2 separate regions of the Mus musculus genome follow, and region 2 is linked to region 1. A link is a loop called in an ENCODE intact Hi-C map of the cell type or tissue named here. Cell type or tissue: heart. All regions are shown on one strand. Each heading gives the region's core, and the rest is flanking DNA. Links, peaks and the distances in the headings are about the cores only. Region 1 holds the start of Dkc1 (dyskeratosis congenita 1, dyskerin). Region 2 holds the start of F8 (coagulation factor VIII).

Region 1 (16,089 bases), core at 3,610-11,609:
CTGTTTTCAATGTGTGTTTTAACACACAATGTCTCATCCTTGGAAAAGCATTTGTCCCACTGGGAACCAAGAATTTTAACCAGAAGATCTCAAAGTTCTGGTTATAAGAAGAAGCACTTAGAGAGTGGTTTGTTATGTGTGATCATAAAAGGAACTGTTACAAACTACAGCTCTTAATTCCAGACTCCTATCAAACCTGACCTTGGGGAAGCAGTGTTGTGCCATGGTCACTTGATAAAAGTATTATAATGATTTCCTCAGTGAGAAGTGCTGATTCTTGATGTATTGGAAATATGAATAGATAGATGATCTAGTAAGTGGGAGAGCCAACTGAAATGTGGATTTAAAAATAAATCCATAGCCCACCATGAGGACATACATCTTTAATCCCAGCACTTGGGAGGCAGAGGCAGGAGGATCTTTGTGAATTTGAGGCCATGCAGGTTTACAGAGCAAGTTTCAGGACAGCCAGGGCTACACAGAGACACCCTATCCTGAAAAAAAAAAAAACAACCTATCAATCAATAAATAAATAAAATAAATTTTAAAATAGAAAATAAATTATGAAAAAGTATCTATCCAACTGAAAATGAGTTGCTGCCCTTCTAATGGATGTAGTTCAATTTCTTCTGTGAGGTGCTTGGTTGGTCCCTCCAGAGAATGCAGCTACATTAGGAAACTCATTGTTGGTGTGTGTTGTGGAATATTGAACAATGAGCATTTACTGTGAACATATCAACAGTTTTTAGGAATCTCATTATTTATGGCTGATTCTCAACCTTTTTCATGACTCTGTAAGAAAGAGCAGTCTAGCCTTGGGGGAAAGGAAATAAATATAGGAAGTAGGTTTTTGGAACCTAACTTCACTTTGTTGTCTCACCATTTACTGTTTACTTAAGTTAGATATAGTAAAACTGGATAAGATAGCAATGTGTTCATCCCCAGATTTAGTTTTGTAGTTTATTCAGTATTTTAAATCTTATAACTAGAAGAATTTGTAGAAATTAATGATCATAGTTACAAAGGAGTTTCTTTGTTAATTATGTCAAGAAATAAGTATGATTCAGTGGTTAAAAGTATGTCCTGCTCTTACAGAGGAACTTAGTTTCCTTCCTAGCACCCACAATCATATAGCTCACAACTACCTTTAACTCTAGTTCCAGGGCATCTAATATCTTGAGCCTCCATTGGCACCTACACTCATACTCATATGCCATATCTTTTAATGGTCATGAGAAATGTGCATCTGACTCATTTACTATGAGAAGAGGGAATACTATAAAAAGAAAATCGCCATTGAATTTTTTCAGAATTAAAATTGGAAAATCCAAATCATAAGCAGACTTAGAGAAAGAATTACATATCTATATGAAGGCCAATAATAAGATTGGAAGGTCTGTTGCCTTTCTGTCTCCTACCTCCTGCTCATCATGAAGCATGAGACTTAAAAGTCCGTTTAGATAGGCTAACTCACTCATATGTAAGCATCTACAAAATGCTTCTTTTTAAGCGAAGGCTATCTCCAAATTTCCATCTTAAGTTTGAAACTTGGGTTTTTCTTATTTTGTTTATATGACATTTTGTTTATTATCACAAATGTCTCATGGAAAAAGTCCTGACATCATAGTCACTATTGATATACTTAAAAGTCACAACCAGATCAAATATATCTCAATTCATTTTATGAAGCTACTGTTACTCTGATACTAAGATCAGAAAAAGGTTTTGAAAAAGAAATGAAAATTGCAAACCAATATGGCTCATGAATGTATATACAAAAATCCTAAGAAAAGTAGGAACAGAAGTAAAAAAAAAAAACACAAAATAATTCTATACTGTGATAAAGTGGGCTTTATTTAAAGATGAGAGGCATATTCAGTAATCAAATACCAATAAACACAATTTTCCTAGACTGATAGGCAAAAGTAGAAAAGCCATATCCTAATATCAATTAATGCAAAACAAGCATCTGACAGAACCTATTCATGACAAAAATTCACAGTAAACAGAGGGAGAAAGTCTTTAACTTGTTAAAGCATATCTACAAAGACCTATGACTAACACTATACTTGATGAAAAACTGGATATTTAATTCTAGTCAGGACGCAGAGGCAAGAGAACCTCTGTGAGTTTGCCAGCCAGTATACTCTACATATTGAGTTCCAGGACAGCCAGGGAGACTCTGTCTCAAAAAAAAAAAAAAAAAAAAAAGAAAAAAAAGAAAAGAAAAGAAAACACAATGGGATGGAGAGATGGCTCAGCAGTTAATATTCCCAGCACCCACATGGCAGCTCATAACCATCTGTCACTATCCTTCTAGGGGATCCGACTCCCTCACACAGGCATACATGCAGTCAAAATGCATAAAATAAAAATAAATAAATTTTAAAAATGAAAACACACACAGGGAGAAGTGATTTAGCACTTGCTGATTTAGACTAGGTTTCAATTGCCAGCTCCCACATCATAACTACCAATCATCTGTATCTTTAGTTGCAAGGGAGCTGATGCACTCTTCTGATTTTTTGACAGCATTGAGCAGTCATGTGGTACACAAAAACACATATGTATTGTGATAGTTTATATATGCTCGACCCAGGGAGTGGCACTATTAGAGGGTGTGGCCTTATTGGAGTGGGTGTGTCACTGGGGCGTGAGCTTTAAGACCCTCATCCTAGCTGCCTGGAAGTCAGTATTCTGCTAGCAGCCTTCAGACGAAGATGTAGAACTCTCAGCTCCTCCTGCACCAAGCCTGCCTGAATGCTGCCATACTCCCACCTTGATGATATTGGACTGAACCTCTGAATCTGTAAACCATCCCCAAATATATGTTGTCCTTATAAGCGTTGCCTTGGTCATGGTATCTGTTCACATCAGTAAAACCCTAAGACATGTAAAATAAATAAATCTTTAAAAATTAAAAATTAAAAAAAAAAGTTCATTCTGAGTTTGAGGCCAGCCTGGTCTACAGAGTGAGTTCCAGGACAGCCAGGGCTACACAGAGAAACCCTGTCTCGAAAAACCAAACCAAACCAAACCAAAACAAAACAAAGAACCATGATCCAATAAATCCTTACTTGTATCCTAGGCTGGCCTGATATTCACTACGTAGCCCATACTAGCCTTGAACTCATGTCAATTTTCCTGTCTCAGCCTCCCACATGTCAGAAATAGGCATGACGCACCATTGCCTGGCTCCCTTCACAGTCTTTTGTCAGAGTACATAATTTGAAAATATTTCTCCCAGTCTGTAGCATATTTTATTGTACTCTTAACAATGTGTTTTGTAGAGCAAAAGGCTTAAATTTTAATCAAGTCCAGTTTATTATTAGTCTATTTGTTTGTTTTTGGGGATTTTGTTTGTTTTGTTTTGTTTTGTGATTTTTTTTTTTTGAGAGAAGCTTTCTCTATGTAGCCCCTGGTTGTCCTGGAACTCTCATTGTAGACCATGTTGGATTTGAACACATAGAGATCCATCTGTCTCTGCCTACCAAGTGTTGGGATTAAAGGGTTGTGCTGCCACACCTGACCATAGCTTTACATTTTACTTGTTTTTTATAATTTTTATAAATTTTAAAGATTCATTTATTTTATAAATATAAGTATAGTGTCCCTGTCTTTAGACACACCGGAATTGAGTCCCACTACAGATGGTTGTGAGCCATCATGTGGTTGCTGGGAATTGAAATAAGGTCCTCTGGAAGAGCAATCAATGTTCTTAACTGCTGAGCCACCTCTCCAGCCCCCGTTTGTTTGTTTGTTTGTTTGTTTTGTTTCTTTTTGTTGTTGTTTTTGTTTGGGTGTTTTGTTTTGTTTTGTTGAGATGGTTTTTCTGTCTGTCCCTGGCTGTCTTGGAACTCACTCTGTAGACCAGGCTAGCCTCAAACTCAGAAATCCACCTGCCTCTGCCTCCCAAGTGCTGGGATTAAAGGTGTGCACCACCACTGCCCAGCTTGCTGGTTTGTTTGTTTGGTATTTTGTTGTTGTTTGTTTGCTTGTTTGTTTTGGGGTTTTTTTGGATCATGTTTTTATTGTACTACACTTTTTCTTTTCTTTTCTTTTTCTTTCTTTCTTTTTTTTTTTCTGGAGACAGGGTTTCTCTGTGTAGCCCTGGCTGTCCTGGAACTCATTCTGTAGACCAGGCTGGCCTCGAACTCATAAATCCACCTGCCTCTGCCTCCCAAGTGTACTACACTTTTAACATTATTAAAAGCTTACTATAAACTTTATTCATATTATGATTGTATCAGGAGACCACACAGTAACTAACCTATACTTCCTAGGTGTAGACTTGTGTAAATGCATTCTGCGAAGTTTGTCTAACAGCAAAAAGAAATTGCCGCATCAGTAAGTGATGATACATGATAACATCTCTAGCTAGTAAATGATTTAGTACCAGAAGGAGTCATCCAAGTTCAGTGATGATTTCTCAAATAACTGTGGGAATATTGTTTTGGAAACTGGCCAGATTGTGGTGAAAATAGTGTATAGAAATATAGTCTGGAATCAAAATCTAAAAGTATATATGTCTTAGTCAGAGTTTCTATTCCTGCACAGACATCATGACCAAAAAGCAAGTTGGGGAGGAAAGGGTTTATTCAGCTTACACTTCCATGTTGCTGTTCATCACCAAAGGAAGTCAGGACTGGAACTCAAGCAGGGCAGGAAGCAGGAGCTGATGCAGAAACCATGGAGGGATGTTACTGGCCTGCTCAGCTTGCTTTCTTATAGAACCAAAGACTACTAACCCAGGGATGGCACCACCCACAATTGGTCCTCCCACCCTTGATCACTAATTGAGAAAATGCCTTACAGCAGGATCTCATGGAGGCATTTCCTCAAGGGAGGCTCCTTTCTCTGTGATAATTCCAGCTTGTGTCAAGTTGACACATAAAACAATGTACTAGCCAGTACAATATACTAACAAAACACATACTTTTTGTTTTAGTTTGTTTTGTTTTCTTTTTTTGTTTGTTTTTTGTTGTTGTTGTTTTTGGTTTTGGGTTTTTTTGTTTGTTTGGTTTTTGTTTTTTTTCGAGAAAGGGTTTCTCTGTATAGCCCTGGCTGTCCTGGAACTCACTTTGTAGACCAGGCTGGCCTTGAACTCAGAAATCCGCCTGCCTCTGCCTCCCGAGTGCTGGGATTAAAGGGGTGTGCCACCACGCCCCGCTCAAATCAGGATTTTTGTATGTAGTCCTGGCTGTCCTGGAACTAGCTCTATAGACCAGTCTGGCCTTGAACTCAAGCTCTGCCTGCCTTTTGGATTAAAGGCATTCATCACTAAACTAGGCTAAAACACTTTCTTAAATCAATGCTTATTGCTGGGCAGTGGTGACACATGCCTTTAATCCCATATATATGGGATTATATATATATATGTATATATATATATATATATATATATAGTAGAATTTTATTCAGCCTTAAGGAAGGATGAAATGGAATTGAGCCATTAGCAGGAAAATTGATGAAACTAGAGAGCATCAGGTGTTAAGATACTTTTCTTGGCACACAGATAGGATGAGGGTCCATGACTAGCAACAAAAGTGTTAAATTTCCAAGATGGCTTGTTTTCTTCCTCACACTCCTGATTTGAGACAAAGGCCTAGCAGTATAAAACAAAAGCCCTGTAAGCCTTTGTCTTCCACCTGTGAGACCCTGCTGGTGAACTAGCTCAACAAATTCAAGGCTGGTTCAGGGCTTGCTACAAAACAGTAGGCTAATCAACCACTCTATCTTTCTTCAAACTGACCAACCCTAAATTAGGAGAGGGAAACTTCAGAGACTTAAATCCCTAATCTTTGAGAAGAGACTGGATTTTTTGTTTTCCTGTGCAGAGACACACATTTACAAACTCTTAAGATTGTTTTCAAACACATTTTTTTTTCTCCTGCAGCTTCTAGGTTTTTAAATTGTGTCCTGGGGCAAAGCAGAGGTTAACTCTTGGCTTAAGAAAATCTGTCTGAGGGGAATGAACTTTTCTTTCTTTGCTCTCATCCATCACTCACTCACTCACTCACTCACTCACTCACTCACACTTCACTGTTGAACCTTATCATCAACCCTTAAAAAGTATTTTAAGCATAAACAGGACCTAAGTTTAATGATACTTTCAGGCTGCTTATTAAGACAATCTAGGGAAAGTAGAAAAAGTTGGGACTTCAGGAAGCTACTGGAGAAATAGAGACATTATAATGATGGTTAGAGAAGTAAGAGTGAAGAAAAATCCACGGGTTCTGGAACTCTCCGAAAGCAAAATCTCTCCAAAAAGATTTGAGCATAGAGATACAGGACAAAGATGAAGGCACTGGACAAATGGCAAATGAGTACTTCAGATTTACTCACCCTATTAATTATCACTGGAGCATTATAAAATAACATTTAATTCTAAGGGTCTTATCTGTTAATAGTCAATTCTGATCATTACCACTATTAGCAAAATGAATTCCATAAAGACATAAAAACCCATTGTAAGTCATAGTAAAAAAGAAAAAAAAAACAGAAAAAAAAACTGAAAAAATCTGATTTTAGCATTGTAGATCAGAAGAAAAAGAATACTATTTTTTTTTTTTTTGTCAGCAACAACTAACTGGAAAACTATTGGCAAATGATTCCATCTACAATGAAGATAACTAATGATCTATCAAATTCACTAGATATGGGTTATGAATCCAGAAAGCCAAAAGAATCTACAGAGGTAGAATAGGAAACAGGGTGAAGGAGGATATTCCAGAGATCTTATCTCAAAGGCAGTAGCTCGGATTAACAGCCAGAAGACTCTACCCGACAAAAGTCAGGGCTCAATCCTAGAGCTGTTACTTTCTGGCTGTTACATTATCTCAGCCACTAGAGCTCTGCACTTGATGTCCAGGCTGTGGAATTCGAACTTAAGTGTACAGGTTAAGTGTGAAACACACTGGAAAAAAACTTCATACAGAAAAAAGCAAAACATTACACACTGCTGCATATTGCTTCCGTATTAAAATAACATGCCAGATCCGCAGGGTTATGTAAAATTAACTACCAGAATCACTTTCAACCTTTTTAGTTTGATGTAGCTGCTAGAAAATTTAAAAGTTTACACGAGGCTTGCACTCAATTCCTATTGGCCAATACAGCCATAACTTAATAGGAATTTCAAGGAGTAAACAGCTTTCACTTTGACACTGTGTACCTCAATGTCTTTTTCAATTGAAACTGACATGATAGCAAGCAAAAAAATGTCTGTTTGAGTTAAAACCAGCTATTTATAGCGCGCTAAGAAGGATGTCCAAGTGCTGAAGCTGAAGCTAGACTGGAGGAGGGTACAGTACAGCCCACCCGCTGTAGTCTGTTACTGCAGAAGCCTGGCCAAGGTTCCAAGGCGCTCTGCCAAGGGTTGGCAGTGTGGGGTTGGGGTGGGGAGGAGTGAGGGGGAGCTTCCAGGCGCATGTGCGGTCACACCTCCGTGGCCGAATCAGCCAATGGGATTGAGTAGACAGTCCGCGGGTTCGTAGAGATTCCTGCCCCCGTACCCCGTCCTGTCCTCCTCCTCCTCCTCCTCTTCTCTACGTCCCTTTTTTATATCAGCAAGCTAGGGGCGGTGCAACGGTGGGCGGGTCCTAATGACGTGCCCGGACGGGTCTCACACCATAGGAGTCTACAGTTCTTAGTTTGTGGCGGCTTGGGCGGGACGCACGCGGTGCAGTTCAAGATGGCGGATGCAGAAGGTAAGAGGTTCTGGTGGCAGTGCCATGAGACCTGTGGGGCCTCCTACACGACCCGGAGCTAGTTATAGTGAGATTGCATCGTGACCCGCGGTTCCCCGTGTTCCCGCTCGCAGTTTGGCTGTCTCACCACTCGGCTCTGGCTCTACCTGTGAATGCACGCATTCGTGACCAGTGACTAGGCTTCATTAGATCCTGGCTTCGTGCAAAAGATTCTACCAGGGTCCCCTCCCAAAGGCATCAGCCGTGGAGGCGACTGTGTCGTGATAAGGAGACGCGGTAGCATTTCTGCTGGCACTAGGCAGGACATTATGGAAATGAGGGTAGCAAAGGTGCAGAGCAAGGGTTAGGAAGGAAAGGAACAGAGGAGTTGGAAGCAAGTGTAACTCAGACCTACAAGAAAAACTTTAAGAGATCACAAGCCCCTATGGACAGTGCAGTGTTCGTTTGTGAAACTTTCCAGCCTGTGGACAAGTGCTTCCCTAAGTAATATTTGGCCTTGCCACAGCCACGTGGAGAACCCGAAGGGAAGCCAACACGTGCTAGAGTCATTTACCAGCCAAGCCATCCTAGTGTTTGGCCTCACAAACGTAAGTTCTCTCCAGTAATGTCAGACTTTAAAATGTTTTCTTTGTCCCGATTTTAGAGTTAATTTTAAACTTTGGTTTTAGTTTTCAAAATCTTCAAATATTGAGTTTGTTTCTTGTAGTAATTACATTCCCAAAGAAGCATAAGAAGAAAAAAGACCGGAAGCCATTACAAGAAGATGATGTTGCCGTGAGTAGAAATTTACTTTGCTTCGACTGATTGAGATAATTTAGTAAACAGCACATTAAAGGGGGAAAGTGCTTTTAAATATTCTCAATCAATATGCTAGTACTTAGTGGTCATTATGTAGAACGGGCAAAAACCTGAAATCATACAACTCCCAGAGAAATTTTCTAACATGCATGGCATGCTAAATGGTGAGCTATTGACCCTGAATTTCTCTGCCTTACTCCATCAGCAGACCCATGGTTTTGTTAAAATATTTGGATTCAACTTGATCTTCCTAAAGTTGAGTGACCTGGGTTTCAGAAATCACACCCCTCCTTTCCTCTTGTTTAAAAGGCATGCACTTCCAAAATTAAGCTGAGAAATGTTTCTGCTCTATTGAAGGAAATACAACATGCTGAAGAATTTCTTATCAAACCAGAATCTAAAGTGGCTCAATTAGACACTTCTCAGTGGCCCTTGTTACTAAAGGTATGTTTTCTGTGTATCAGATGGATGCTTGAATTCCATATTATTTCTAGTTAATGCTTACTGCTGGGGTGTTGTGTTGCATGCTCTTTATTCCAGTGGGCCAGGCAAGCCTAGTTTACATAAAGAGACCCTGTCTCAAAAAAGGAATGCTCACTGCCAGCATAGTTTACATTTAGAAAACTTTAAATGATGTAGCATGGAATATAGTATGTCACCAAAATGTCAATTGCTGTTAGGTTTTAGACAATTGCACTTTTGAAATCAACTCCTGTAGACTGTTTCAGTGCCTAAGAACATGGGGTTTTGAAGCCAGACGCCTTTGAAATAAGAGTATATGTGATCCTAGGCCACTTTTTTTTTTAACAATTATTTCTTTTATGTGAGTATATTGTAACTGTCTTCAGACACACCAGAAGAGGAGGGCATTGGATCCCATTACAGATGGTTGTGAGCCACCATGTGGTTGCTGGGAATTGAACTCGGGACCTCTGGAAGAACAGTCAGTACTCTTAACTGTTGAGCCATCTCCCCAGCCATGGGCCAGTCTTTTAACCTCACTGAATCTATTAATTGCTCATGATTATTTTCTCTTAGGATGATGTGCAGGGAGTTATAGGAGGTATTCTATGAAGCATGCTTAGTTTACGGTTGCATGTCATAGAAATTATAGGTTATTATTTAGGGATTTAATTAGTGATATTGAGTAACCCATTGAACTAAAATTTATAATTTTCACAAAGTGGATACCAGCTATAAAGTTAAGACATCTAGCAAAGAAGATTTTAAAATATAAATTTAATATAAATTTTTATTTCATCGATTACAGTGTGTGGGTGGGATGTTGGGGGTGCATGCTCCACATGGCATACGTGTAGAAGTCAAAAGATAACTTGCAAAGTTTGTTCTCAAGTGTCGTGAGTTACTAGTATTGCAGTTTTCCCTAGTATGTAGGAAGGCTTAGTAGTGTGTCATTAATAATGGGAACAACATACATTTATGGGCTTGAAGGGCTACAGTGGTTGGTGGTGTTATTTACTGACTCTTGTTTTACTTCTATTGATATGTTATTAAACTTATGTTATTGCTTTCTAGAATTTTGATAAGCTAAATGTAAGGACAGCACACTATACACCTCTTCCTTGTGGTTCAAATCCTCTGAAGAGGGAGATTGGGGACTATATCAGGTAGGCATGCTCTGTCCAAACTTAAAGTCTTTTGAAACTGATGCTCTCACTGAATTTATTTGTTATTCAAGGGAGTAGTAGTGGCAGCTTAGAACAGCTTTGTCCTGAATATATAACCTAAATATGTGATTTGCTTTTCTTTTTATGTCTTCATGCTATTTTTTTTAGACAAGAACAGGAGGTGATTACCTTTTTTTCTTCTATTTTAGGACCGGTTTCATTAATCTTGACAAGCCCTCTAACCCCTCTTCCCATGAGGTGGTAGCCTGGATCCGACGAATACTTCGGGTAGAGAAGACTGGCCACAGTGGCACACTAGATCCCAAAGTGACTGGTTGTTTAATTGTGTGCATTGAACGAGCCACTCGTTTGGTGAAATCACAACAGAGTGCAGGTTTGTAAAAGAGAGAGTAGGGGGCTATACTTGTTTCTGTTCTTGTTTCACTTCTACATTTTGGCTCTTAGAAACTATTTCTTTAGAAAAAATCTTAAAGCACGAGTGTGAATTGGTTTCTGTTGTTCTCTGCCAAAATCTGGTGGTTCTTTAAGAGTTTGAGACACTAAGCATGTGGATATTGAATCAACTGTCCTGTTCCTAGCGCTGCGGCAGGTCACTTGTATGCTTGCTGGTTCTGCTCTTTATTGTGTTCTTGGTTTTGCAGACAGGGTTTCTCTGTGTAGCCCTGGCTGTCTTGGAACTCACTCTGTAGACCAGGTTAGCCTCGAGGATTCACCTGCCTCTGCTTCCCAAGCGCTGGGATTAAAGGCGTGCGCTACCACCACCTGCCATGTTTACTGCTTCTTAACTCAGGTCATGTTTCTAATGTTTCTATCTCAAGTCTCCTTTCCCCATTTTCACCCAAGAAAATTCTGCTTAAAGTACAAGGTATTTTCCTGTTAGACTCTACAGTAGGTATTCCCTCTGTGTCTGCCATCACATTGAGCATTAAAATGTGTGTGTGAACGTGAGCGAGCTTTTTCCATCCTTTCCTTCCTTCCTTTCTTTTATTTTTTTTCCTTGGGCGGGGGGGTTTGAGACAGGGTTTCTCTGTGTAGCCCTGACTGTCCTGGAACTCACTCTGTAGACCAGGCTGGCCTCGAACTCAGAAATCCACCTGCCTCTACCTCCCAAGTGCTGGGATTAAAGGCGTGCGCCACCACTGTCTGACCATTCTTTCATTTTTGAGACAAGGCTTTTCTGTGTAGCTCATGTTGCTGTGGAAATCTCAATTATCCCATCTCAGCCTCTAAACTTCTGGGTTTAGGTTATAGCCATGGCGTGGGCTATTCCTGACCCAAGAAAATTTGTCTTTATTTCTTTTCTCTATCTACAACATTAAGTCTGTCAGTACAGATTTTACTGAAACAGACGTTGGATTCCCTACTGCTTCTGCCACTTCACGTGGCAGTGATAGAACATTTGTAAAACAGAAAACTCAGTGGCCACACCTGACTACTCTTTTGTCATTTTTTCAGGCAAAGAGTATGTTGGAATTGTCCGGCTGCACAATGCTATTGAAGGGGGTACTCAGCTTTCTAGGGTAAGTCTATAACTTGTAGGGAGCATACCTTTGATTTGGGTCTCTGAACTCCAGGAAAGTTCTCCTGGCTAGTGTCTCTTGTGCTCTTTGAATGGGCTGTCCTAGATTCCTGGGTGATGAATGACTGGTGCTAGGGATGCCTTCTAGCCATGCTTTTTCTGTGAAGGACATTCTGATTAGTGCTGAGCTATCCCTTCGTAGTTGAAAAAGAAGAAACTGAACTAATTTTATGAAAGAAAACTTTGTATTTGAATTATGTTCTTAAACTCCCTAAATATGCCCCTTTGTCTTATTTTAAAATGAGCCCACATAATTTTTTGTTTGTGCTTTGTTCTTAGGCCCTAGAAACTCTGACAGGTGCCCTGTTTCAGCGACCCCCACTTATTGCTGCAGTAAAGAGGCAGCTTCGAGTGAGGACTATCTACGAGAGCAAAATGATAGAATATGATCCTGAGAGAAGATTAGGTGAGTTGTTAGATATATATCAAGCTGAATTGCTTTAGATCCACAAGCAGGTGGGGGGGGGATAATATATTATCAGGGATTCTCTTGTTAGTAGTAGAAACTTTTGAGTACATTGTGTAGTCATACTCTATTCCCTATGTCTGTTCCCTATGTCTTTCTGTTAGTTTGTTTTAGATTAGGTCTCTCCATTAAGTAGCTCTGGTTGTTATGGAAATTGCTGTTTGCAATTCAAGCTGTCCTTGAACTCAATAGAGATCCACCTGTCTCCGCCTCTTGAGATTAAAATCAGCCTCCATCACGCCCAAGGTTTGAAAAGAAAATCATGTGTTTACTTCTCTCTCTCTCTCTCTCTCTCTCTCTCTCTCTCTCTCTCTCTCTCTCTCTCTGTCTCTGTCTCTGTCTCTCTCTGTGTGTGTGGTGTTTGTCTTAGGAATCTTTTGGGTAAGCTGTGAAGCTGGCACCTACATTCGGACACTATGCGTACACCTTGGCTTGTTACTGGGAGTTGGTGGTCAGATGCAGGAACTTCGGAGGGTGCGTTCTGGAGTCATGAGTGAAAAGGTATGCAGTTGTGGGACTAGAAGTTTGGGATTTGGGTTTTGTGGGGATTTTTGATGTTTTTTCTTGTGTTGTTTGTTTGTTTTATTGTTTGAGACAGAGTTTCTATGTGTAGCCCTCTCTGTCCTGGAACTCCCTCTATAAACCAGACTGGCCTCCAACTCATAGATTTACTTGCTTCTATCTCCCTGGTACTAGCATTAAAGGTGTGCGCCACTACCGCTGGACTTGGGGCTAGAGGGCTTTAGAAATCATACATAGAACTCTGTCTGCTTTCCATCTTAGGAAAGATTTCATATTGTTTAGTTCAGTTCAGGGCAGCTTTCATGTTCTGTGAATTAAACTTCGGGACATTGAAATTGGCAAAGAGGGCGCTGGGGAGATGGCTCAGCAGTTAAGAGCACCAAACTGCTCTTCTAGAGGTTCTGAGTTCAAATTCCAGCAACCACATGGTGGCTTACAACCATCTGTAATGGGATCAGATGCCCTCTTCTGGTTTGTCTGAAGACAGCTGCAGTGTATTCATATACATAAAATAGATAAAGTCTTTAAAAAAAATAAATAAGAAATTGGCAAAGAAATGATTGGGTAGCCGGGCAGTGGTGGCACACGCCTTTAATCCCAGCACTTGGGAGGCAGAGGCAGGTGGAGGCCACCTGGTCTACAGAGTAAGTTCCTTGATAGCCAGGGCTACACAGAGAAACCCTGTCTCAGGAAAAAAATAAGGAAGAGAAAGGGAGGGAGGGAGGGAGGGAAAGGAAGGAAGGAAGGAAGGAAGGAAGGAAGGAAGGATGGATGGATGGATGGATTGGGTAGAGAGTATTATTCATACATTTCTTTCCTATTCTACCTATGCCAGTCTTGCTTAGATCTTGAGAGTGTTAATGCAGCTTTAGAGCATTTGGCAACCATTTGTAAACACCTGGGTTCCATCCCAAGCAGTACAAAAAAAAAAAAAAAGGATTGACTGCTTAGATCTAATTTGTCAACATGTACAGATATTTTATGGAGATTCTAAAGACTTATGATGAGCCTGGACTAAAAGACAATTTATAGTTATATTCAGTTGTAAAAAGTTTAGGAGTCAGCAAGGCGTGGTGGCCTTTAGTCCCAGCACTGGGAGGCAGAGGCAGGCAGATTTCTGAGTTCGAGGCCAGCCTGGTCTAGAGAGTGAGTTTCAGGACAGCCAGGGCTATACAGAGAAACCCTGTCTGGGGGGGAAAAAAAAGCTTAGGAGGAGTCTGATGGACAGAAGAAGATATACAGTATGAAGTCTCAGAGTTTAATATCTTACTGCCTTTCAGGACCACATGGTGACAATGCATGATGTACTCGATGCTCAGTGGCTGTATGATAACCATAAGGATGAGAGTTACTTGCGGCGTGTTGTTTACCCTTTGGAAAAGCTGTTGACATCTCATAAACGTCTGGTTATGAAAGATAGTGCAGTAAGTTATGGGGTAAAAGTCAATGTTTTCAGAGCACGTGTCTCCAAAGATGAGATGCTAGCATTGTAAAATCATATTTATCGTATTTTTATTTTCCTTGTGGTTATTCTCCTCCCCCTCTCCTCCCCCTCTCCTCCCCCAAGTGATATCTAGAATTTGCCCTCTTTTAATTTGTTTCTTCTGGCTGTGCCTAAAATAATCTTGATTTATTTAAGTTACTATAACAAATTGTTTCAATAGGTAAAGGTTGGGCCTGGAGCATTTCAGAGATGTTATTTACTCTGTAAGGATTTCAATGAAATGCTGCTTTCTTCTGTTGAAGCACATTATCAGGCCTGGTATAATTTTCTTAGCAAGTTGTTTTGAGTCTTCATCTCTAGTAAGTGCACTATATTTTCCTGAAAAAGATTCAAGAGCAGTTCTCTGGAACACTTTGATAGAAAACTCTTGAGGCAGCTTTTGGGTTTTTGTTTTTTTGTTTTCAATTTTTTATTAGATATTCTCTTCATTTACATTTCGAATGCTATCCTGTATATATGTGTGCACACATGCATATGGAGGTTAGTCAAGGATAACTTGTAGGAGTTGATTCTCTCAATTCACCATGTGTGTTCAGGAATCAAACTCAGGTAGTCAGGCATTAGGCTAAGTACCTTTACCTGCTGAGTCATTTCTCTGGCCCCCAAGACCAGAGAAATGGGTTTGTTTTGTTTTATGTGTATTTTGTTTGCGTGTATGTCTATACCACATGCATACCTGTTATCTAGAAAGGTCAGAAAAAATGGTATTGTGCCCCCTCGGGCTAGAGTTACATATGGATGATAGCCTAGAAATGGGTGCTCAGAAACCCAAGTGCTCTGCAAGAGTAGCAAGTGCTCTTAACTAGTGAACCATTTCTCCAGCCCCCAGGTTTTATTCCAGATGACAATGCTCATGGGCCACATGATAAAAGTCGAGTTTAATAACCTATTTGTATAATCAGTGAAGAAAGAGGGGTAACATTTTTTATTTTTATTATGTATCTGTTATGATGTATGCGCGTGAGCACATGCATGCTGCAATGTATGTTTGGGGCTCAGTATAATTTTGTGGAGTCTGTTTCCTCCTTCCATCTTTTATTGAATATGGATGGGCCACCAGACTTGCTGAGTCACCTGTAAAGTTTTCTTTAGTATTTTGTAGCATATGTGAAATTTTTAGAGTAGTGTTAGCACATGATAGGTTTTTGTTATGGTCTATGTTCTTTTGTACTTCACTGTAGTCAGTGGACTATCAGTGTTATTAGTCCTACTTTGCGGAGAGCTGGTACGTGCTGCGAGCAATCGCGTGAGTGCCGCCAGTAATCTCTGAGGAGAGCCGTGTGTGCCGCGAGCAATCGCCATTATAAGATGGCGCGGGCCTCCGCTGTGCCTAACTAGTAAACAAGCCTTGTACGCAGGTGCGAGAGTGAATTCACTCCTAGTCACTCCCATTCTCCGGGTGTAATAGTGGGGTGATGGGCAAGCAACGAACCAGGAGCTGTCACGCCATATCAGGTGCTGAAACGTCACGCTGCGGGTTATAAAAGCAGCGCCATTTTCCCGGTTCGGAATCTTCCTGAGAAGCAAGCAATAAAGCTCTTGCCGGAAGATTCTGGTTTGTTGCGTCTTTCTTGCCGGTCGAGCCGGACGCAATACTACTTCCCACTATAAAGCTACTTCCTCTATTCTGGTATGGAAGTGGAAAGGGGATAATGGATAGCATTTGGCCCTCATGTGTGGTGTTCTCTCCATAGGTGAATGCAATCTGCTATGGGGCCAAGATCATGCTTCCTGGTCTTCTTCGATATGAAGATGGCATTGAGGTCAACCAGGAGATTGTGGTCATTACTACTAAGGGGGAAGCTATCTGCATGGGTAAGGAAGGGAGTAGCCCTCATTATTTCTGGAACTGAATCTCTGCA
Region 2 (16,089 bases), core at 3,821-11,820, 290 kb after region 1:
AAGTGCTGCGTTCAATTCCCAGCAACCTCACAACCATCTGTAATGGGATTCGATACCCTTCTCTAGTGTGTCTGAAAACAGCTACAGTGCACTCACATATATAAAATAAGTACATAATATCTCTTAAAAAATAAACAACCCAATTTTAAAAGAAGGCTGTGGAAGTGAACAGAGTTCTCATGAGAAGAAATAAAAAAGCTAATAAACACTTTTAAAAGTGTTTAACATTATTAGCAACTAGAGAAATGAAAATGAAAATTACTTTGAGATTCCTTCTCATCCCAATTAGAATGACTATTACCATCAAAATAAGTAAATAAATAAATAAATAAATGGACAATAAGTTCTGGTGAGGATGTGGGAAAAGAGGAACCCTTATTTATGGAGTGTAAACTGGTGAAGCCACTTTGGAAATCAGTGTGGAGGTTTTCACAAAGCTACAAACAGAACTACAATATGAGCCAGGTATGCCACTACTAGATATATGCCTAAAAAACTCCATATTCTACTATGGAGGTTTTGCATATCCATGCCCATTACTGCTTTATTCACAATACCAAAGAAATGGAATTAACCTAGATAGCAATCAAATGATGAATGGATAATGAAAATGTAGTGTGTATATGCAAGGAACTATATGAGCTCTGGACACCCCAAGACCAAATTCTCAGCACAAAGGATCTTTATTTTCCCCAGAAGGACAAAGAGCAGGGAACGAAAGACAAGACAGGAGATAGAGGAGAAGGTAGAAGGGGAAAGAAACATGGGAGAGGTTTAAGATGTATTTGTCCTGGAATTATGGGTGGACAAGGACTGCTGCTGGATAGAGGAGACACATGTGGCACATAGGCAAAGGGCAGTTCATAAAGGTAAAATGGGAAACCCTGTGTTAGGATGAGGTGCTTAATTTTAATTGGGCATGTTAATTAGGTGAGCCAAAGGGGGATTTTGATCGCTGGACTTCAATACTTTGAAGGCTGAACCTTGGTAGTCAGCCTCAGGAAGAGGAAGTGGCCAAATAAGGAAATAGACCTTGATGACTAGCTTTAGGAATGTAAGCTAATAGCTTTTAGTAAGGCAGAGGGAATGGGAGACAAGGGCAAGGCCTGCCAGAGTCATGTTTGCCATGCCAAGGCTGGCCAGAGTCTTTCAATATATACAATGGAATTCAATTTAACTGTAAAGAAAAACAAAACAAAACCATGAAAGTTACAAGTAAATGGATGAAGATGGAACACAGAAAGAGAAATGTCACATGTTCTCTCTTATTTGTGGATCTTAGCTCTGAATCTTTAGGTTTGATTCTGTAACTTGGACTATCTGAGGAAGCCAAAAAATAAACAGAGACCACTGGGGAAGGGGGACAGAAGGAGCTCTAGAAATAGGGATGGCAGAACATAGTGGTAAAGAAAAACTGGAGGGGAGGCTTTCTAGTTGTTAGTTGGGAGGACTCTAAGAGAAGCCCCAAAACAATATAGGCTATTGTCATTGCTCTTGGCTACAGGCCAAATTATGAAGATAACATACTATTGTTGAAGACATCACATGCTTTGGTCATAGAAGTTGAGAGGAATTCAGCTAGTACTAACCTGGAAACCCCCTCCTTGTGGGTTAGCATTCATAGTGTCAGAAGGTGCTATGCAAGCTACCAACAGGGATAAGTTATCAGTTCTACCCAATGTAAAGCCCAAGAACCACAACAATGATGAGACCAGCAAGATGCCTCAATAGTTTAATAGTAGCACTTGTGTCTTAGAGGTAAACAACAGCTGTCTAACTAGATCTAAAATCTGTTCAGTTGAAGGGAATTCATTGCCTTGCCAAGAACCTCTGGCTAAAGAGATAACAGGCCCTACAGGAAGATCTACTACTACCCTACCACTAAAGTAATATAGTTTCCATCTGCCTTCTAAATACCCATCCTTATACCATAGGTAAGTACAGCTCTGATATCTCAAGCTTCTTTGTGCAAGAGACAGAGTCTATTAGAGAGAGCCACAACTAGTCAAAATGTAGAGAATAGGTGGCCATGGGGACCAGACCCAAATGGGAAATCTGTAATAAAGTATATCTAGGACTTAGGAAACATAATGGAAAAGTAGACAGAAAGATTATAAGAGACTAAGGACCAGAATGACTGTTTTGGGATAGTGTCTTCTGGGCAGAACAGGCATTCTGTACCAATGGACACATAAATTTGAGAGGAAATATTTGGGGGTGCATGAGAAAGTCGGAAGGGCAAATAGGGGGTAAAAATGATGCAAATAAAATTTACTCATGTATAAAATCCTCAAATTAAAAAACAACTCAGAAATGTTAAATTTTGTGGTGCATACCTGTTATTTCAGAACTCAAGAGGTAGAGACATGAGGATCAGAAGTTCAAAGTCATCTTTATCATCTACATAATAAGTTGGAAGCCAATATGGGCTACATGCAATCCTGTCTCAAATAAAATAAAACCTCCAAATTCATTCTTTTAAAGAACTACCACAAACAAAACAGGGAAATTTTTGGCAAGCTTATTCACAAATAACTAGCAAAGACACAGGAATTTAAGGGCGTGTAACTACAGACAATTTAAAGATTCATGAAAAAGTAAAACACTGTAGCAAAGCAATTGTTAAAACTAAAAGAGCTTTCCACTGGAAATGTTATCAACACTATCCTAAATCTCACTGGGGACAAATGGAATCATAAGTAAGTCTTGCCTAATTTTTAAATAACAGAGAATTCTATAGAAAAGGATGGAATACTCACCAATTTATATGATAAATTAAACCAAACTTTAATACCAAAACTCACTAATGATGATTAAAAATAAAGCTAGAGAGGTGAATGTGGTGGTGCAATTATGATAGGCTATTTACACAGATGGAAGTCAAGCTAAATAGATCACTCTCTAGATACCATTCAAAATAAATGTCAAGATAAATTAGAGTCAAAAATACTAAATTCTTACAACAAAATCTAGAAGGACATACATATAACCTTGAGGTGTGAAAGACATTTTAACCAACACTGTCAAAACTAAGGATGTGAAAAATTAATATTTGACTATAAAAATTAAGTGTTTTCATAAGTAAGTTATAAAGTAAGGCAAGAGATAGATAATCTTAGGAGAAATTATAATATAAATAAAGGATAATGAATACATGTAATAAGTGTTTTTGCAGCTAAAAAAAATGGAAGACCCCAAAGAAATATGGGTGAAACATAAAAAAAGTAAAGTCTGAAAAATTAACTCTGATAGCCAACACGCATTTTAAAAGATGATGAATCTCATTACAAATAAAATATTACAATTAAAGATACAATATTCTATGCTTATAAGACTGGAAAAAATTAAGCAATAATGTTAGACTTATTCCTGATGCAAATGCAGAGGTAAGTATAATCCCATGCTCTGAAGATCAAAATGCATGAAGAGTCTTGAACGTTCTAAAAATTTAAACTAAAACAGCTGATTGTGGTGGCTCATACCTTTAATCCCAAACTTAGGAAGCAGAGGCAAGTGGATATTTTGGAGTTCTGGGCCATTCTGGTCTTCATAGTGAGTCCCAGGCCAGCCAGAGATATAAAGACAAAACAAAAGAAAAAACTAAAACAGAACTATGTCCTTTGTTCCAGCAAGATACCACCAGATAATCTATTCACTAAAATAACAGTAATGTGTCTGGGATTTTATCTCAATGATAAAGCATTCATAAATAAAACAGGAGACCCGAAGTACCACAAAATGAGTGAATTGGTGAGTTAATGAACACAGTACATAACAATATATGATAAAGACCCTCTCCATTCCAAATGGTAATGAGATGAATGTGTTTATTTTTTTTGTGTAGATGTGTACTTTTGTGTAGAAATAATGTGTGTAACAACAACATTGTAAAAGTTAAAAATTACTGACTGGACCCCTTAGTCTACGCAGTCTAATTGCTTAGAATGTCTTTTCCCTACCACCCTCTCACACACATACACACAAACAAACACACACAGAGTTTTGATTAGTAATTATTAATTTTATAAAAATGGAATATTATACATAATTTATATGCTTTTACACTAAGAAACACCTAGTAGACTTTTCTCCATGTCAGTAGAAACAACCTTAATTCATCATTTGTAATATATGTATGAGTTGGGTCATACAAATAAACACAGTCAAAATCACATCTTCACAATGTTGCACTTGACAGAGGATTTTTACCTTGAGTCTGTATGCAGCACACTGAGCAGATCACTCTGAATATAGTTCCAGGACAATTCCACTGCACCAAGGTAGTATCTTCTGATGGCACTAGAGCAGAAATTGAAAAGGCTCAGAAAGAAGCAAGCGAAGAGTGCTATTTGCATGGCTTTTATTACTAGAAAATGTTCAACTAAAGAAATGAAAATTTAACTCTTCTCTAAAATAACTTTAGCTTTTAAGAACAAAAAGAAAATGTAATGATTTAGTAAAAAGTCCTAAATATTTTGCAGAGCATTTTCTGGAAGTTTATCTACTGTGAGTGAAAGTAGCATTAGCACAAAACAGATCTGAAAGGATTACTTCCTTTTGGGTAGTAGGAAGCAGGCACAGGAAAACTGGAATAGGAAGAGTGGCTGAGCTAAGGCTTAACCCATTTCCTGCTGGGTGCATCCTAACAAGTTTGAATCCTTAAGAAAAGGAACAGAATACTGAGGAGGGGCGTTCAGGTGTATTTAAATTCCTAGCCTATTCTAAAAGACTGTTCCTTGGTACCTGTAGCAAAGAAACTCTAGATAGTGAAGATTCTGGAGTCTGCATGGAATGTAAAAGCTTCCACTTTGGGATTCACCAGATTCCAGCCTACTTTCTCCGCAGAAACTTTCCAGCTGCCCACATGGCCTAGAGATCCAGATAGGATACCTGTACCATATGTTTTATTTGCTGTTGCTTTTTTATTAATGATTACTATGGGAGGCCCCAGGTAGTCATAGGCAGAGCTACTCTTGGACAGGTGTTCTTGAATTGTATAAGAAAATAGGCGGATCAAGACATAATGATCAGTCAGTAAGCAATGTTCCTCCATGATCTCTGATTCAGTTCTGGCACCCAGGTTCCTGCCCTTTTGAGATTCTGTCCTCATTTCCATCAGTGAAATTGATTAGTGAATTGTTTATTACATGGAAGTATAAGTTGAAATAAACCCTGTTGCTTTTGGTCATGGTGTTTTATTACAGCCAGAGAAACTTTAACTAAGACACCCTCCCTCCTCAAAAAGCTGGAAACAAACTTATCATATGACCCAGCTATATCACTCTTGGGCATACATCTAAAAGGATTGTACATTCCACTATAGAGATACTTGTATATCCATATTCATTGCCATTCAATTCATAATTGAATGAAAAAGGAAAGAGCCAACATCCACCAACTGAAGAATGGATAATGAAAATGTGGTACATTCACACAATGGAATATTTATTACTCAGCTGTAAAGAAAAATGAAATTAAATTTGCAGGTAAATGGATAGAGCTGGAAATAATCATTCTCCATAAGGTAACCTAGACCCAGAAAAACAAATGCCTCAGATTCTCTCTCACATGTGAATGCTAACTCTGAATCTTTAGATATCTGTCTTAAATTGGAGTATCCATAGAGATCAGGAAACTAGCAAGGGGCCAACAAGGGAAGGCAGATTTCAAGGGAAATGGGATATACTGCAGTTGATATGAAAAGGGAACAGGAGAAGTTGAAGGGTTACGTGGGGTAAGGATAGGAGGGCAGGAGAGAGAAGTGAGTATGGGTAGTGATTATTAACACTAAAGATACTTGAAAAAAATATGAAAACCTACTACTGTAGAAGCTTTTTAAATAAAATATACATGTATACATATATAAGAATTTAAATGGAGTTACCCCTACATCAGGATGACAATGTCCCTACTAAACACTGCAGGGTAACAAATATAAAGCCCAGTGCCAGGAATGGGTCACCTCTTTTGGAGTTTGTTGGCTCCATAAACCCCCAAACATTATAAGGTACTGCCAATTTTTTGGCAATCTACAGAACTTCATGGTTAAGATCGTATTGCTGATGACACAACATAGTTGAGTCATAAAACATGGGGAAATCAAGCTGGCACTGACAAGATTTCACAGTGCTGGAAGGTTACATGTGTGCTATTTGGGGTGACAAGTTATTGACAGTCTTACAAAGCATCTAAGAACCCTGTGAGGTACTATATAATGACTGATATGTCAAAATAGCCTCATTGCTATGGTAGTGGCATAAATATAGTAGGAGTAACTAATCACTTCATGTTTGTATTTAAGGCCCACTCCACAGGATAGAACCGATACCTGTTAGAAAGCCAAAACCCCATGGCTGCCTAAGTCATAGGGAAGAACTGCTTTCCTAAATGGACACAAAAATAAACTGTCTCCTCCCAATTTTTTTTACTATTATACCGATAAAATAGGGGATCTTTCACTCCTCATCTAAGAATCTTCTTTTTTCTAATAGACTCACAACTAGTATATGTACAGAGGATAAGAGGCAATAAAGTGCTCAATTCTAATTGAGATATTTGTATCACTCCCCTCTCCAGTCCCAAGGGATCGGAAGTCCTGTTTGGCCTCAGGTACTGCGTACACGTGCTGTACTCAAACACATGCAAATACTCATATACACAAAGTTAAAAAAAAAACTTTAAAGCGGAAGAAGCAGCAGTCATAATACAAGTGTACATTATTAAGTGGTTGGAATGCTTTTAAAAAGTGTAAGATGTGTTTTCCTGAACTTAAACAGCCTTGAAATTAATGTCAGAATTAACATAAGTTCATTGTTTACATAAATATGCAAAATCTAAAATAAATTAAAAAAAATAAAGGTGAGATAAACTCTGTCACCACCAAGGCAGAGAAGCTTTCTGCACACGTAGCAAGCATTCATTCCTCTGCGCAAGTGTGGGGCTGCAGCTGAGGTGGTTGTAGCAGCTGCTCCAGGACAGGAAAGATGTCTAATGGGACCAGGCCCCGCTGTCTCCGACTGCCAAGGGACTGGAAATATCTGCCCCCCCACCCCCTGCCGGAAGCCAGCTGCGGATGACTAACGCCTGTTCCTGGTCTCGTGGTCTGAAGCTGTGTCATCGCGATACTAGGGTCCCCCCCCCCCCCGCGCCCCCGAAATGGCCGCTAACAGTCAAGGTAAAGGCGGGAGCACGCGCGCAAGGGCCAGGGGTGGAATCACCTTTGTCGCTTAGAGTGAAGTACTGCTGGTTGCATGCTGAGTCGCTTGCTGGGTTCCTCCCTCCCCAGGGAGCTTCAATAGCACCTGGATAGGGCAGCGCGGAGACTTTTCTGGCGGGTGTTCTGGGATCTGGCCAAGGTCATACTTAAGCTGGCTTTTGAGTTACCCAGGGATGTTATCTCTGCCTAGCTCTTCTAGCCTTTCAGTGCCGCCCCTACCGAGGTGTCCCTAGGGAGATCCAGTTACTGTTCTCAGAAGCGATCTGGCTCCCTGACAGGAGTGTTTTTGTCTCTTACTGCCTCTCAAACACCTACAGTCCTCATTTTCATTGGTACTTTCCTAATTGATTGTTTTGAAAACAGTAGGAGATATAGTCGGCCCACTCAAAATAAAATCCCAGTGGAGCACTTTTTTTCTTTCTTTTTGTCCGTTTTCTTTTCTTTTCTTTAGTTACGTTAAGTCAGTCAATTCATTAAGCTCACAGTCATTACACTTGATGCAATTGCTGAGCAGAATACCTAGAAATTTCTGAGAAATCTTGTCTTACATAATTGTAGTGCTTACAATAATTATCGTTGTTTTCCTGGGCCTATAGACAAGGCTTGTAAATGTTGTTTACCAGTGTTTAATGAGCGGACTCTAATTGTTATCCATCCCATCTCACCCACCATCAACAGATAATTTGGTGTAGTCCAGTCTGGCCTCAAACTCAGCTATCCTTGTGTTTCAGCCTCTAGAGTGCGTGGAACTATACCCAACTAAATCCCACTTTTGACTAGAGCCATACGTTGAATGTATTGTATATGGTTTTTAAATATATATATATGAATATCTAGTGCTTCTAACACTATTGAAAGGACTTGCTTTGTACTGTGGAGTTACCTGAGTACCTTGATAGGAAAATGATATAATAGTATATGTAAATGTATTTCTATACTTCTTATTCAACTAATTTTGTGTATACTTAGGTCAATTCAACATCCTCTCTCTCTCTCTCTCTCTCTCTCTCTCTCTCTCTCTCTCTCTGTTTTTTGAGACAGGGTTTCTTTGTGTAGCCCTGTCTGTCCTGGAACTCAATCTATAGACCAGGCTGGCCTCAAACTAAGAAATCCGCCTGCCTCTGCCGGGCATGCACCACCACTGCCTGGCTTTTTCTTCTTCTTTTTTTTTTTATTAGATATTTTCTTTATTTACATTTAAAATGTTATCCCCTTTCCTGGTTTCCCCTCTGAAAACCCCCTATCCCATCCCCCCTTCCCCTGCTCACCAACCCACCCACTCTCTCTTCCTGGTCCTGGCATTCCCCTACACTGGGGCATCTAGCCCTCACAGGACCAAGGGCCTCTCCTCTCATTGATGACAGACAAGGCCATCCTCTGCTACATATGCAGCTGGAGCCATGTCCCTCCATGTGTACTCTTTGGTTGGTGGTTTAGTCCCTGGGAGTACTGGTTGGTTCATATTGTTGTTCCTCCTATGGGCCTGCAAGCTCCTTCAGCTCCTTCGGTCCTTTCTCTAGCTCTTCCATTGGGGGATCCTGTGCTCAGTCCAATATTTGGTCAAGAGCATCCACCTCTGTATTTGTCAGGCACTGGCAGAGCCTCTCAGGAGACAGTTATATCAGGCTCCTGTCAGCAAGCACTTTTTGGCATCGACAATAATGTCTGGATCAATGCAACATCTTATTGAATACTATAGCCTTTTGAATCTTGAACTTAGCCAGGCAGTGTTGGCACTCACCTTTAATTCCAGCACTGGGGAGGCAGGGGTGGGTGGATCCCTGTGAGCTTGAGACCAGTCTGGTTAATTCTGGGGCTCCACAGAGAAACTTTGTTTCACTGCTCCCAGCCCCAAAAACCTTTAATTTAGGTGGCTCTAAATTATACTGTAGTTTTGAAAGTTTGAACACTCTTAAACTTTCTTCCTAAGTTTTTTTTGTTTTTGTTTTTGTTTTTTTGTTTTTTTGGGTTTTTTTTTTTTTGCCGTTTATCATATAGAAGATTGACTTTTCTCATATGGTCTGTTTTCAGTGGGACTTTGATATTCCCATCCCAGTAAGAATTGGAATATATATTCTCTCTTCTTTAATCTGGATGGGAACTACTCTAGGCCAGTTTAGTGGTAGCAAAATTCAATAGCTTCTGAGGCCAGAACTTAAAATGATGACAGTTTTTTCTAGGTCCTTGACCTTTCCTTCACTTGAGACAGTCACCTCTTAAACTTAGCTTCAATGGTATTAAGGAAGTCCACTCTAGCCTCTGAGAAAAATAGTCTGTATATGCAACTGTAGACTTTTTAGATTATTATTTATTATTATATTATTCCAGACCCTGCCCTGTAAGTTTTCTAGCTGAAGCCTCAGATATCACAAAATGACAGAGAAGCCTTAATGGTGTGATTGAATTCCACATGCACAGAACCAACCAGAGATAATAGACAAAATAACTTTGTTTCATGATGTTTGAGCAATTTGTTGTACAGCTATTATAACTTCAACACTATTTTTGGTTCTTTGCCTGTCTATATACATTTTAAAATCCCTTAACCCAGTGGTTTTCAACCTTCCTAATGCTATGCCCCTTTAATGCAGTTTATCATGTTGTAGAAACACCAAGCATAGAATTGTTTTGTTGCTACTTCATAATTGTAATTTTGCTACTATTATAAATTGTAATGTACATATCTGATATGCAGGGTAGCTGATGTTTAACCCCAAAGGAGTCTGGATACACATGTTGAGAACCACTGCCTTAACCTGTAAAGGACATTTTGGTTTTGCTAAGGATTATATAATAATGAGAATGAACATCTTAATATTGAAACTCAGGTAGGAATCTAGCTCACAGGCTTAGCTTTTTAATCCCCTTAAATTTAGGAGGGGAGTGCTCTATAGTTTATCATTTTTTTCTTTTGCCTGCTAATATTTAGAAAGCACCTGCTTAATTTTATATATATATAAAGTTTTACAAGATAATTTAGGTATTGTTTTGTACAATAGCATTCATTTAGATAGCAGCCTGGATATTCATTCAAGTACTCTTCATTCCCTTGTTCATTTCTAGAGTTCTACTTAGCATTTCTTGGTTGAGTTACATCAGTTTGCCTCTTGAATGTTATTTCTCTCTTATTCTGGTAATCTTCTTGGACTCCAATTATATATGTGTGAAATATTCTGAAAATTTTTGCTTTGTTTAATTTTATAAAAATTATTTATTTATGTATTTATTTATTTAATAATGTATATGAGTACACTGTAGTTGTGTTCAGACACACCAGAAGAGGGCATCAGATCCCATTACAGATGGTTGTGAGCCACCATGTGGTTTCTAGGAATTGAATTCAGGACTTCTAGAAGAACAGCCAGTGCTCTTAACTGCTGAGCCATCTCTCCAGCCCCTCATGTAATTTCTTGATCATTTCTGATTCTGCCTCTATTTTCTATTCTTTTTTTAAAATGACAATTCTTGGGTTTTTCTTTTGTTTGTAAACAGTCTTACATGCTGAGTTTTTAACATTTGTTATCTTAATGCAGTATGTTTCCAAGGAAGAAGGATTGGACATAGTAGGTAAATCCAAGATGATCTTTGTTCAAACCAGGCATTATACTTTTTTTTCCCCTTTGGTTTTTTGAGACAGGGTTTCTCTGTGTAGCCCTGGCTATCCTGGAACTTACTCTGTAGACCAGGCTGGCCTCGAACTCAGAAATCCACCTGCCTCTGCCTCCCAAGTGCTGGAATTAAAGGCTGCACCACTACTGCGCCACCACTGCCTGGGACATTATACATTTTGTTAGCTTGTTTCCCATTCCAAAGCTTTGTTTCCTGATTACAAAATGGGATTAATAAGTAGTACCTATCTTTTCCTGTGCATTTAATTAAATAGTTTGTTACTAAGTACATTGTCTAGTAAAAAGCACCCGGTCAAATATTGTTTACTTATTCATTGGAGATCTATATAATACAGAAAATTGGTTTGTAGGTGGCTCCTAAAGAGGGGAATTTAAAAATACATATTTAGAATGCTTTTATTCCATAGCACTGTTTTTCCCTATGTCAGTTCAATTGTTTTTAAATTTGAGAGGAAAAACAATAGCAGACTAAGCCTAAGTTTTCAAGGTGCTACAATACATATATTCAAATTTATTTATTTTAGTCAGAATTTCTAAAATTCCAATCCAGAATTTCAGAGATATTTTACTATTTAAAATAGTTACCTGTCTGCTTTAAAAATCTCTTAATCTTGTTAGGAATAGTGGAAAACTATTATGAAAGTAAATATTTTCTTATTTTCTTAGTTCTTTTTTTAGTTTTTTATTTGCATATACTAATCATACACCATGATGGATTTTATTATGATTTTTATACATTTATACAATGTGTTTTAATCATATTTACTTTTGTCCTTCCCTATTCCTTCTGATCCCCTTCAATTGTTGTCTTGTCTTCACTATACTTTTTTTTGATGACCCATTGAGTTTCATTAGGCTTATTTATAGGAACATGTGTGAGAGATTGTTTACTAGCCCATAGGCACCTTACCATACCACTGAAGAAAATGTCTACTCCTTTGGCAGTAACCAGTAACTACATATCTTCATTCTTTTATAGGAAACTTTGATGGAAAATTTGAAGCACTGGATCTTGCAGAATTAACTAAAAAACAACCATGGTGGCGTAAGCTGTTTGGGCAGGAATCTGGGCCATCAGCTGAAAAATATAGTGTAGCAACCCAGCTGGTAATTGGGGGTGTTACTGGATGGTAAGTAGTGTTAAAGATTTGTAGTTTTTTGTGCCTGATTTAGTAGCATAGTTATAGAAACTGTCTACTCTAATTAATGAAAACACACTGACTTTACTGAAATTGTTCAATATGTAGTGGACCATCAAATTAAAGTACTATTTGATATTTATGCATGTACTGTCAGGTCCAAAAGAAACTTCACCCCCCCCCAAAAGACACTCCAAATATCCAGAAATAAGCTCAACCTGGACTATAAGAGGATTTCTGGTGGTTAGATGAAAAGTCAACATTCCTTAAGAACTTTTGAAAGATTCTCTTCTGTCAAAAGGAGTCATTCCCTTATCTCTGGAAAAAGAGATATATGGCTCTCCAATTAACACATATCAGCATATTAAGGTCCATGCTAGTTTTCAGGCTCCCTAAAGTCCCTATTCACAAGTACTTGTTATACATTTCAAAGCCCTAGCATTGGACTTTCTCTCCTCACAGCTACTCACACTTCATATAACCTGGCTATTCTCTCCTAAGATGCCCATGTCCAGACTGCTGACTATGTGTAATTTACTCCTCTTTCTGCTCTGGACTCTTCCAGATACCTCTGGCTGCTCTCTCTCTCATATCTACAATAAAAATCACCCCCTTAACTGTACCATGGAATGTCTGGTGCCAAAAACCTTGCATATAGGCAGGCACTATTTAAAGCTTATATATAGGTATCTCATCTCCTTCTTAAAATGACTTGGTAATTGTAATATCTATGTCCATTTTGTAGAAATTGAGGCTCAGAAAGTTTATCTAGATTCTAGGTCAAGGCAACATAGTAAGTGGTAGATTAAGATGTTAACCATTTATATTAGCTGTGCCAGATGTTAATGTTGCAGTTTTCATTTGTTGATGTGTATAAAATGTTTAGAGCCAATTCAGTGAGTGAGTAATGAATTCATCAATCTCAGAAAGTCCGTTTGAAAAATGTTATTGTAATGCAAATACACAGAACAGCTATCTATAAGGAATAGTTGGAGAACAAATTCCCATATAACAACCACTGAGGCTAAAAAATATGGCTAGTGTCCCCCAGAACTCTAAAAGTTGTTGGGGAGTTGCTTCTTTACTTAATTTTAATAATTTAGTGCAGTCAATTTGGTTTTGAACTTTGGATAAACACAATCACTATGAATTCTTTTGATTATTGCTTCTTTGTTGTTGTTTTGTTTTTCTGAGACAGGATTTATTTGTAGTTCTGGGTGTCCTAGAACTCATACTATATAACAGGTTGGCCTCAAACTCACAGAGACCCACCCACCTCTGCTTCCCGAGTGCTGGGATTAAAGACATACACTAGCACTGCCTGGCTTGATTCTTGCTTTTAAAAATGTTTTCTGTATTCAACCATATCATATGAAGCTCTAGCTTCTTCATTGTCATTTGTATTTAGAATTCCACTGTACTAATATACCATAGGATATTTTCCCAGTTGACCATTTTCAATTTTTAAATAATGTAGACAATGATGATATGAAATTATTATGCAAATTTCCTATTGTGAATGGGTACATTACTTCCTTGGTGTCTGTACCTAGTAGTCACTAAATTATTGGGTGTATACGTCTTTACCTTCATGAGATAGTGTCAGGCTGATGCCTAAAAGTGGTTACATTGCCACCAAGGACCAAGTGTTTCTGTTACACTACATCCTTGACCATATTTGTTGTTGCCATACTGGTAATTTCTTGCTAGCCTTTACAAGTAGTGTTTTTCTCATTGAGATTTTGTTTGCATTTTTTCCAAGTAGGGGTAAAAACTGAAGGCTTTTATATGTATTTATTTACTACTTAGACTTGTCTTTTATTAAATTCCATGTTTTCCCCCTCTGAAATTGTCATTTTTTGTAGTATTCATTTTTAAGAGTTTTGAGTGTGTGTGTGTGTATGTTGTGTGTGTATGTTGGTTTTGTTTTGTTTAGTTTTGTTTTGCAATGGAGTCTTTGGCTCAGCAATGAAGAAACTTAGCAGGGCCAGGCCTGGCAAACATGGTAATGCCCTCTTCCTTCTCCCATGTAAACCATAGATTACATCCTTAGTGCTAGCCATCAAGGTCTCTTCCCTTATTTGGACATGTTCTTATGCTAGACGCATTCCTCAGGGATGCAATCTATGTGAGAGGGAAGGGGAAAGGGCAAGATGCTGCCAGTACCATGTTTGGTAGGCCTGAGTCTGAGAAGTCCCTTCAAGCATGGTTCAGAACTTGTGATCCTCCTATCTCTGTGTCCCAAGTGCTGTTGTATACACAGATATTTATATTATGACTCATAACAGTAGCAAAATGACAGTTATGAAGTATCAATGAAAATAATGTTATAGTTGGGGGTCAGCACAACATGAGGAGCTGTAGTAAAGGGTCGCAGCATTAGGAAGGCTGAGAGCCACTGCGTTAGGATGATTCCTAGAACTCAGAGCTGTTTTACTCACAGTTACAACTTCATAACAAAATCAGGCAAGAAAAGATACACACAGGACAGCAGCCAGAAGAAACACATAAATGGATTTTCTACTTGTCTTTTATAGAGTCTTCTATATAAAGTGGATTTCTTGTATATAACTTATAGATAGATTTTACTTTTTTAAAGCACCCAGTTTTATATGGATTTGACCTTTAGTCCTCATGCTTACACAGTAAGTACTTTGTTCACTACACTATCTCCTCAGCCTCCTTCTCTTAAAATTCCAGTTTGAAATATCTTCCTTAAAAAGAAAAAAAAAGAACTATCTTCCTTTTGAAGAGAGTGTTTAGACTCTTTGTGTATAATTTCTTGAGGCAGGGTCTCTCTACATAGCCCTAGCTATCTGGAACTCTCTATGTAGACCACACTGGCCTCTGCCTCCTGAATGAATGTCAAGATTAAAGACATGCATTACTATGGCCAGCTTGCATATACACTTTTTGTTGACAAGCTTCATATAGGGTGGTACATGCATGTATTCTTGGTATATGCAAGGGGCCTAGTTAAAAAAAAAAAAACCCGAAATGGATGCTCCATGGTTAGAAGTGGGAAGAAATTTTTATTGTGGATAAGAGAGAGAAAGAACATCCAAGGCCATCTGAAAAAGTCCAGAGCCAAGAGAAAAAGAATCAGACTGGACATAGCCATATCTGCAAAACAAGGGAGAATAGCAGGGAATAGCAAGAGATAGAGTAGTGGGAATGGTAGTGAGAGAACAGTGGAAATAGTGAGAATTCGGGGGAGGGGGTACCTGGTCTATACAGAGAATAAAGTGGGTCTGGGGGAAAGGAAACCTGTTAACTGAAACAAACTCGGGGTTTGGGGTAGGGGTGGAGGTGAAATGGGCTAGGATGCTAATGTGGACTTTGAAATGTATAATGGGTACTCATGAATAGGGACTCTAGGAGCCTAGAGGCTAACATGAGCTTCTGTTTCTATACATTGTAAGAAGGAGCTAAATCATTTCAAAGTAAGTAGGATATTGTTAGAAGTTTGTGCTTGTGTGCATCTGACAGCGTGTCACGTCCGATCTTGGTTTGGTTTCATAGGTGCACTGGTTTCGTATTCCAGAAGGTTGGAAAATTGGCTGCAACAGCTGTAGGAGGTGGATTCTTTCTCCTTCAGGTTTGTCTGTTAAGTTTTTCTAGGTGTTTGGAAATTCTACCTGCTCATTAACATATTGTGAGAAATTGTAGCCTTGGATATATTACATTAAAATATAATGTAATTGTTTTTGTGTGCTATTTTTCAATGCTACTAATCATTTGAGTGAAATCTTAATTCCTAGTCACATTTTATTTCATGTTTATACTGTTAAGAGCCACCACGTGGTTGCTGAGAATCAAACTTGGATTCTTTGGAAGAGTAGCTAGTGTCTTAACCACTGAACTATCTCTCCGGCTAATTTTTTTTTTCTTATTGACTTCTATAACAACTTCACTGTTTATAAGTGCTAATGTTTTACTTTACATATACATGTGTTCTCTAATTTATTTGGGTAACTAATTGGTTGATGGTGTTATGGATAACCCTAATTTATCAGAAACAACATACTTGAATCGATTTTATTCTGTCCACATTTCCATGAAAAATTATTTACATTGAACTTACTACTTTGGCTTTCATTTTAAC

Evidence for each region. A loop is a pair of places that touch in the nucleus more often than their neighbours do. Peaks named below come from ENCODE experiments on the same cell type or tissue, not always from the same donor. Only the 100,000 strongest peaks of a DNase experiment are listed, where the experiment ranks them.
Region 2: it touches region 1 in a loop (4-fold over the local background); 1 of 42 quality-filtered maps calls a loop at or near these places.

The regions. Positions count from the first base shown.
Region 1 is chrX:75,088,419-75,104,507 of GRCm38, forward strand. It overlaps Dkc1 (dyskeratosis congenita 1, dyskerin), which reads left to right and starts at 7,436. Exons shown (of 15, transcript NM_001030307.2): 1 at 7,436-7,709; 2 at 8,416-8,483; 3 at 8,865-8,951; 4 at 10,044-10,135; 5 at 10,345-10,529; 6 at 11,612-11,676; 7 at 12,015-12,141; 8 at 12,572-12,702; 9 at 14,004-14,147; 10 at 15,922-16,042. The coding sequence starts at 7,694. Gm25520 (a small nucleolar RNA gene) reads left to right here and starts at 12,991; the gene lies at 12,991-13,108. In heart, for the core only: no CTCF peak of the experiment used is centred there; a DNase peak (open chromatin) is centred at 7,443; H3K4me3 peaks cover 2,814 bases; H3K27ac peaks cover 1,334 bases.
Region 2 is chrX:75,375,278-75,391,366 of GRCm38, forward strand. It overlaps F8 (coagulation factor VIII), which reads right to left and starts at 4,764. Exons shown (of 26, transcript NM_007977.2): 1 at 4,210-4,764. The coding sequence starts at 4,355. It overlaps Fundc2 (FUN14 domain containing 2), which reads left to right and starts at 7,122. Exons shown (of 5, transcript NM_026126.4): 1 at 7,122-7,174; 2 at 11,825-11,975; 3 at 15,507-15,582. The coding sequence starts at 7,156. In heart, for the core only: no CTCF peak of the experiment used is centred there; a DNase peak (open chromatin) is centred at 7,064; H3K4me3 peaks cover 1,614 bases; H3K27ac peaks cover 1,528 bases.